Linked DNA regions of Homo sapiens: region 2 is linked to region 1. Evidence: chromatin loops called from intact Hi-C (ENCODE). Cell type or tissue: dorsolateral prefrontal cortex. All regions are shown on one strand. Links, peaks and the distances in the headings refer to the core of each region. The heading gives the core; the rest is flanking DNA. Region 1 overlaps MOB3B (MOB kinase activator 3B). Region 2 overlaps MOB3B (MOB kinase activator 3B).

What was found. Peaks named below come from ENCODE experiments on the same cell type or tissue, not always from the same donor. Only the 100,000 strongest peaks of a DNase experiment are listed, where the experiment ranks them.
Region 2: a loop joins it to region 1, with 5 times the contacts of the local background. A loop is called at or near these places in 11 of 110 quality-filtered maps.

Annotation. Positions count from the first base shown.
Region 1 is chr9:27,351,390-27,355,783 of GRCh38, reverse strand. The region is part of intron 3 of MOB3B (MOB kinase activator 3B); the gene reads left to right. Among named protein-coding and RNA genes, the nearest start is that of EQTN, 56 kb to the right of the region's middle. RefSeq lists an enhancer at 1,191-2,172. In dorsolateral prefrontal cortex, for the core only: CTCF peaks have their summits at 1,751 and 1,953; a DNase peak (open chromatin) is centred at 1,753; H3K4me3 peaks cover 1,133 bases; H3K27ac peaks cover 4,000 bases.
Region 2 is chr9:27,427,467-27,431,860 of GRCh38, reverse strand. All of the region lies in intron 2 of MOB3B (MOB kinase activator 3B), which reads left to right. Among named protein-coding and RNA genes, the nearest start is that of IFNK, 95 kb to the left of the region's middle. In dorsolateral prefrontal cortex, for the core only: no CTCF peak of the experiment used is centred there; a DNase peak (open chromatin) is centred at 2,200; H3K27ac peaks cover 4,000 bases.

The DNA.
Region 1 (4,394 bases), core at 97-4,096:
GAGACCATCCTGGCTAACACGGTGAAACCCCGTCTCTACGAAAAATACAAAAAAAAATTAGCCAGGCACGGTGGCGGGTGCCTGTAGTCCCAGCCACTCGGGAGGCTGAGGCAGGAGAATGGCGTGAACCCGGGAGGCAGAGCTTGCAGTGAGCCGAGATCACGCCACTGCAGTCCGGCCTGGGCAAAAGAGCGAGACTCCGTCTCAAAAAAAAAAAAAAAGAAGAAAAAGAAAAAAACTATGCTCTCAAGAAATTTACAATACAGTCTGAAAAATATAAAATAATAAATGTCACCCATTTTTGACCCTCAAAGGATGATGAAGGAGTCAGGCATTTGGCTTCACATTCTAGTTGTACATTTTTTAGAATTGAATGCAGCTGGGGCCAGAAGGGCAGCATTTGTCCAGCCAGTTTCCCTTAGAACATTGGCATTCCCAGAGTTCCCACGCCACCGGTGGGACATTCTTGGTGTCATGCCTTGGGATTCCACAGTATGGAACTCTGAGACCCCCCCACCACCTCATCTTTCCCTCTGCCTTGCCTCCACCATGCACAGCCACACATCTCTTTGTTGCTTTTGTCTCACGTGGACTGAGTATCTACCACACAGGTTGTGCTGAGGATCCATGCAGCACCCTACTGGGGTAGGAGAGTCAGTATCATACAGTGCCTAAGAAAAGTCTTAGACTCTGTGGGTTCCAACCCTGGACCCTGCATTTACTAACGTGCAAACTTGAGCAAGATATATGGCTTTTCAAAGCTTCATTTTCCTCATCCATAGCATGGGTATAATAATAAGAGTTATAAAAATTAAATGGGTTAGTCACGTGGAAGTGCTTAAGAAATGTTAGCTAAGTGAGACAATGACTGTAACAGTAGCTGGGCTGTAGTTAGTGGATGTTCCTGAATTCTGTCTTCCCTAGCTCCCATGACCTCTTTTCTGTCTTAACGATTGATTCCCTAGGTAGACTCCTAGCAAATGTAGTTAATTGTATTTGTATCAGTCACTCCCATGGGATTGTCAACTCTTTGAGGGCTGGGAATATAAAGGACATATTCCTGCATTGCTTAGGGTTCCTGGTACCTAATAAATGCTTAATATGTTTTTGAATTGGGGAGAGTACTTTAAGGATGATGCACCTCCATTCAAAGGGATTACACACTGGTCACTCTCTTCAATACGCCCCTTATCTCAGAACATGCATGCAGACCTCCACTTACCCATTTCCATGTTGGGACTAATGCTTCATCCTGTCAGATTAGCAATAGACATTAAAAGCAAAATAAGACAGAGAGCAGGGATGCATCATAAGCTTTAGGTCTCACAGAGAAAGACGAGGCCTCAACTCTTAGTCATTCTCTGTTCCAAATTCCAGATAGATCACCCAGGAAATCTTGAATCCTCTCACACTGCTTTTGTGCCCTGGTGTGTCAGGCAAAGGATAACCAACCCTCTCTGTTTTAGCAGTGAAATTCTCATGTCCTAGGAAAACTCTTGGTGTCTGTCAAACTAGGACGGTTGGTCACCCTATCAGGCCTCTGAGTGGGAATACAGTTTGGAATTCAGAAGCTGGGAAGAGGTCACCCTGGCTAGCCTGGTGAAGACCAGCACATCCATCCACCCCCAGAGCTTGCCTCATGGCTCCCATTGGGACCTGCTGTTCAGCCGCTATGGCTGGCAGCCTGGGAACCCAGGCAAACACATGCCATTTCACTTGGTCTCCAGCAGGGAGGGGGAGCCTGGCACACTGACACAGACACAGACGTGACAGATCATCCATTGCTCATGTAAATGCAACAGCTGAAGATAACTTGAACTGAAGCAAGTTCCTTGTTGGAGGAAACAGCCCAAATGATGCTGATAATTAGAAAATGGGCCAGGCCCTGATTGAATAAGCAGGCTGCTGTTGGCCCTTGGCTGCCAGGGAGTCAGCTGACACAATTAAGCTAATCAGAATTATCATTAGCAAGCACGAATAGCCCGCAGTGTTTTGTTGGCCTTTCACTGAAAACAAAAGCAGACTCAGAGAGGGCTGTTAGCAATGCAGTAGTTGTGAATGAAGAGCTGATTAGGGCAGGGGGAGGACAGAGATTCGTGAGGTGGGGAGGACAGACAGGAGGGGACTTGTTTACCCTAATGCACCTGCTAACCCCTGGGTGACCTTGGTCCAGGACCTTCTCATTCTCTCTCCAAGGCTCCATTTTCTTGTTTCTAACAATGAAAGTGATTATACCACCACCTACCTTGTAGAGCTGCTGCTGTGAAAACCAATGTTACCACAGAGCTGTTCTGTTACCTTATAGCAGGGTGCTTGGACCATAGGGGTTTCTCAGGAGTCCACACACACACACGTGCATCAGAATCTCCTGGAGGAAGTACTTCATAAGTACATTCTTGGGCCTCACCCCAGATACACTAAATCAGAATTATTAAGATTAGTGCCTAGTACCAAGCACCCTCAGTCTGCATCTCAAACTTTAATGTGCATGTGAATCACCAGGGATCTTGCTGAAATGCAAGTTCTGATTCAGTACATCTGAGAGGAGGAGACTCGAGAATGTTCATTTTGCTCCCAGATGATATCGATGCTGCTGGTTCCCAGACCACACGTTGAGGGAAAAGACCCTAGATGACAATTACCCTCAAATGTGAGAATTACCATTTTTAGCACTTCATCTCTTCTCCTCTAGGATTGGGAGTTAGCTCAGTGGGGTGGGGAAGTAAAGCAAAAAGGAGAAAAATCTGAAGATCAGTGTTTGCCAAGAGAGCTCCTCAAAATGCCAGTCCTGAGTGATGGTCAGTGAAAACAGACTTCCTTCTGTGGTCAAATGAGTTTACAAAATACTACATCGTCTCCACCCTTGAAGATTTACAGTGTACAATAGCATATCAAAGCCTTTGAGAAGGTATCCAGTAAAGAAACTTGTTCAATTTTGTGTAGCCCGCCCAATTTAACTGCATTTGGCTACTGGACTTTTTTCTTTTGCTATCACTCATTGACATCTTAGAGATATCATGATCCATGGAACACACTCTGGGCAGCACTGCTCATCTTTGTGATGTGATGTGTCTCTAGATTTTTCTATTTTCCTCATGCCTCCACCCTGGCCTCAAACCACACAGCCACCACTGCCGCATGGAGAGGGAGGTGGGAAGGAAGTGAAACTCCATATGGGAGGGCTTCACACACACACAGGAAGTGCAGTCCTTTTCATTGTTGCTCCTCATCCTCCCACATCATCATATGACAGACACCCCTTCGTGGAATTCTTACCATGTGCATGACGCACAAGCATTTTCAAGAAATAATTAATAACTTCATTTCTTCAGTTCCAGATAATCTGTTAGTTCCTCTTGACATATATTATTTCATCTCCTCACACTTGTTACTTTTTTTTTTTTTTTTTTTTGAGACAGGGTCTCACTCTGTCACCCAGGCTGGTGTGATCATGGCTCACTGCATCCTCTAGCCTCCTGGGCTCAAGTGATCCTCCCACCTCAGCCTCCTAAGTAGCTGGGGCTACAAACACATGTCACCACACCTGGCTAATTTTTAAATTTTTTGTAGAGACAGGGTCTCACTACGTTTCCCAGGCTGGTCTGGAACTCCTGAGCTCAAGTGATCCTTCTGCCTTGACCTCCCAAAGTGCTGGGATTACAGATGGTACCTGGCCAGACTTGTTACTATTATTTCCAGCAGATGTGATGGGCAGTTTCTCAACATCTGAACCACATTCCTCTCCATCCCTTATCACTGCCATTTTGTCACACCAAAGTGCATGTCCCACCCCCAGTGTGTAGGTGCCTCTTGGCTAATGATTGAGATTTATGGTAGGCTCTACCACCAAAACTATCCTCTAAAAACGGGTGCTTTTTAGAACAATTTGAAGACCAAAGATTTGGAAAGCCTTGTCTCATAAAGGCCCAGCCACAAGCCTATCCAGGCCCCAGAATACACTGACCTCATGTTGCCCTAAGAGGTAGCCAGGCCACACATACACTTCTCTCAGAGTTGCTTGGGTGAGTGCAGCAGCCAAGGTTGGCCTGCAATGGTAAGATCAAGTCAGGACTGTGAAAAGAAGCAGAACCTCTCGCATGAGCCAGAGCTACTCCCTAAAGTAGCCAGCAATGAAGAGCCATTGTGGGGCTTTTGAAAGGACCTTTTCTTTTGAAACATCATCTGTACAGAGGCCTCTGGGTTGCTTCTTGTCAGGCGGCTTCCTTGGCCTTCAGCCAGAAGGCTTGATGTGGACTCAGCCATTATAGAAGAAAGAGCTGCAGCCTGTGAAGCTGACAGTTTGGCCTTTACAATGGCATTTCCACTATTATGCTACCACATTAGTTACCACATGGGGCAAGGCATGTAATGGCTCTGAGCCTCAGTTTCCCCAC
Region 2 (4,394 bases), core at 289-4,288, 76 kb before region 1:
ATTTTTAATGGGAAAAGCATGACTTTACTGACCTTTTCTGAACAAATAAATTTACTTAAGTCTGCTTGTGTCATTTGGAAAAGAATGTTCTTTCTCTTCTTCTCTGGGACTGCCTCCAGTGTTTTGCATTTCAGAATCCCAGAAGTTCCCAGCTTCACACATCCCCAGTCACCTGACTCCACAACTTTAAAAGCAGACTGGAAGGGGACCTGAAAGAAGATAGAGTGGAGACACAGAGTTCTGTGGCTGTCAGTCATCAGTGTTGTACCTTGGTCTCAAGGAATATTTACATCACTGGTCCTCATGTTATCTCCATAGTAGTTGATTCTTGCTGCCACTTAAGGTCAAGCTCTCCCTCCCAAGAAAGGCTTTGTCTTTCTAGAAGATGCCTAAGGCTGTCCTTTTTGTGGGATTGGACTCCCTCTGAATCTTGTGAAGAAATATCCAAGAAGATTCATCTGTCTCCTTCCCTGTCTCCATTTTTTTCGTGGCTCTCCTTTCAAATATGGTAATTAAGTCACTAGGCCTGTTTGGAAGGAGATCAGGAGTTAGCTTTAACAACTAAAATAAAACCACATGTTACATCTCTAGTTAAGTGAGGAATATGTTTGTTTAACTTTTGTTTCTTTGGATACAATTCATGAGGTTTATTTATTTTTAAATTGTAGGGTGATCTAGCTTCTCCTCCTTTGAGAATATAAAGAATACTGTTTTAAGGGTAGAAAATCATTTTTAAAATGAGAATTTATCTTTAAAATAATTGAATTTTTCCCAATACAGAAGGCATTTTTTCTAACTCTGCACAAAATCGCAGTCATTTACAAGTGGAGGAACCTGTTTTAAAAAATGTCTAAATTAGCATTGGCCAAATTCTTGGGGCTTTAAAGTCTCAGGTGAAATCTGATCTTTGACTGGGATTTTTTTTTTTTTTTCCCAAGCAGGCAGGATGGCAGCTTAACAAACTGTGGAACAGAATCCCATGGGGTTAATGATCTGAACGGGAGGGTTTAGAAGGTTAATGTCACGGTGGTAAGAACCAGGAGTTGTTGCGCCTACTTTCACAGAAAATACTTTAAAATAACCACCAATAAAATCCTCACTAAGAATCCAGATGAGTGGCCAAATGAGCTTTTGTGTTTCACGATGACCTGTTTTAGGAATTTTTCATCTCCTTTGAATTCCGCCTGGACGAATTCTTCTTTTACCTTGGCTTTAACTTTTCAGTTAACTATAAAAAATATGGTGTGATGTTATTGATGCAGACACACTATTTTAGTGGTTTCAAACCTTTTTATATTTTTCAAACAAAAAAAAGACTTAGAACCTTAAATGAAATAAGTAAAATTGGTTCTGCGTTGGCTGCAGTAGTGGGTGAAAGGCTCAGAGTCCGCACTCCTACCCTCCCCGCCTGGTCCTCCAAGATGAGGTAGCTTCCTTTGCTCAGGAAGCAGAACCCTAAAGCTTTGAGGAGCACAATTTGAAAACCATGGCTCCATAGCACTTGCCACTTATGATTGCCTTTGGGGCCTGCTTTCCTCTTTGTGGGAGTCAGAAATGAATCAAAGACCATGAGAGGCTGCCGGAGAGCACCATCCCTGCAGCACAGGAAAGAAAAGCCTGGGGCTCGGTTGCCAATCCCTTGTGGCCTCAGCAGTTCCTCTAAGCTTCCCTAATTGTACTAAAAAGGTGTGCCTGGCAGAGGATGTGGAGAATGAAAGTACCAGGTCAAGGAGTAGTGATGTCACCTTAAATCCAGAGAGATTGATCAGACAGGGTGAAATGTTTAAGCAACAGCTCTGGGAAGCCCTTAGAAGGCAAGTGGCACCCTCAGCAGACCATCAGGGAACTCTGTTGGAGCAAAGGGCCTCCATAGAACTTCGTTGCATTCGCTCCTGAGCTGCAGGCACTGATCTGTCTGCCTCAGACACTAACTTAGATCTTCTAACCCTCAGCACATCCTTGCTCCTCCTCTCTGATACCTAGTTTCAGAGTAACCATTAGAGACACCATCTGTGCTTTTACCTGGTGATAGTGCTTATCCTTTGAGGGGCAACCTTGAAACTCAGTATTATGGAACTTCCAAGTTCGTGACCTTGAATGGTAACTTTGAAACTAGGCAATCTTCCACCAGCACCACTGGTGGGCTGGCCCAAGCTCTCCGTCTATGCAACAGCCACAGCATCCATCTGAGTACTCCTTTTCCCAGATTCTCAGTCTCCAGTGCCCAGCCCAGCTTCCTCCTCCTGCCACTAACTGACACAGTGAACTAAGACACAGTAAGACAATGAGCCATTGTCTTAGTTCTAGTTTCTCTGTTTGTTTCCTCTGTTTAATTGTTTTAGAATCTATTTTTCTCTTAGCTATTTATCATTTTGAATTGCTCTGAGTGTGATTAGAATATTTTTAGGATGGTTTTGTCCCCTTTCTTTTCCTTTCTATGACTTCTGAGATCAGATTTCAGCTGTTGTCTGTGTGAGACACTATTATTGCTCATTCTGCATATACTACCTCCCTGATGGAGATATTTCCAAATATCACACTTTTCCATGTGGGGCTATGCAGCTGGCTGGTTTGTTTTGATGGCCATATTTCATTGGGCTTTCCAAGTGGTTCATCTTAGAGCATTATTGAGAGTTGTAAAGCCAACCAAGACCTCTTAGTTGAAGTGGGTGTAATAGGGTGTTCCTACGATTTATGAGAAGCTCTAGAAGTTTAACTCTGGGCCTTTCCCTTTATGTCATGTCATTTGTAGCACTGACCTAAAATCAGGGTGTCTCCTAAAGACTTATGGGGGTTACATATAGATTGAACCATTTTGAATTTCTAAAGTATGTATGAGTCAAGAACCAAAATTTGAGGGTGATCAGAATGTCATGTTTATTTTCCTTAGTTTAACATATCTGAGTATAGTCCCTGTTCCACCAGGTGGTGGGAAAGCCAGCTTAGACATTATTCAGGCTTTGTACCCTTCCTCAGACTTTGGTAAAGCTTCCAGGACTTAACTCAGTGCCAAAATACAAAGCAACCCACCCAGTCCCTTATCTACATGGGTTACCATTGTTCCAGCCCACATGGTCCCCTTGAGCATGCAGCATTTGTGCTAATCTTAGAGCACAGGCATCTTTGGCAGAGCTGGGAGCCATGGCACCTGCCATCCAGCCATTTTAGATATGCCCTGCAGCTATCACCTTTGTTGAGTGGCCATCTTCCCTGGCAATAAGTCATGTCAATAAATTATCCTAAAATAACTTCCTTCTGTTTAGGCTTTGGACCGCAATGAATGGAAACTCAACATTTTTACTTTGTTTTACCTTTGGCCTCTACCACGTCTTATTTCTCCACACAGAACAAACTCATCTCTTTCTAGACAACTCCTATTCATCCTTTGGGTCTCAGCTGTAATATCAGGGACTAAGTTAGAGGTACCCCTGTGAACACCCTATCTCCCCAACCGCTTTCTTACTACGTTGTACTTCAGGCATGATTTGCATCAGCATTACCTGGGAAATTGTTAAAAATGCAGAACTTTGGCCTCTGCCTGAGATCATATTGCTGAAACAAATTCTGCATTTTAACAATTTCCCTAGGTGGTCTCTGTGCACATTCCAGTGTGAGAAGCACAGATATACTAGATCATGAGCTCCTTGATCACAAGGACATTATTTTTTCATCACCATGTTGTTTTGATATGCCTAGTCCATAGCAGCCCCTCAGTAAATAGCTGCTGAATGCATGGATAGCCTGTAATAAACATGTAGACCAAACATTCAGCTTGCAGTGGCTGCTGTTAGAGAAGGGATTATGCCTAAAGTGTGACCCAGGAGGTACTAAACTGGAACAAACTGGGGATGGAAGTAGGTTGGTCACCGCTCAGTGAAACCAGAAGTATTGGGTTGGGTTCAGGCTAGGTAGCCAGGCCCACAGGTGTAAAAACCAACTTAATAGGCAAGATAGGGCCAGGTGGGCTTGGTTGGAGGGACTGCTGGAGAGCCTGACCTAGGAGGGAGGGAAGCAAAGGCCTCACCAAAGAGGCAGAAGAGAGGATAAGGAAACCTCTGTGAGGGCTCCTGAAGGGCATGATGGGAAATAAATTTGAACAGGAAGACTGAAATTCCAAAGGCATTCATTTCCCATTCAGTATTGAAACACAGATTCCAACTAGATCAAAGACAAGGCAAAAAATATGAATAGAATCTTTATTGTTCTGCACATTCCTTTTTTTTATTTGAACTAGGGGAAGATGAGCCACAAAAAAACAATGGAGTAAATCCATCTCTCGAGTTTGTTAGAAAATCTGAGATTTATTAGTGCCTTCTATGTACCTACTTATCCCAGAGGCATGACTACCTGGGCTGACATTAAGGCACTACTAGAGTAACTGGAGCAGAGAGGTG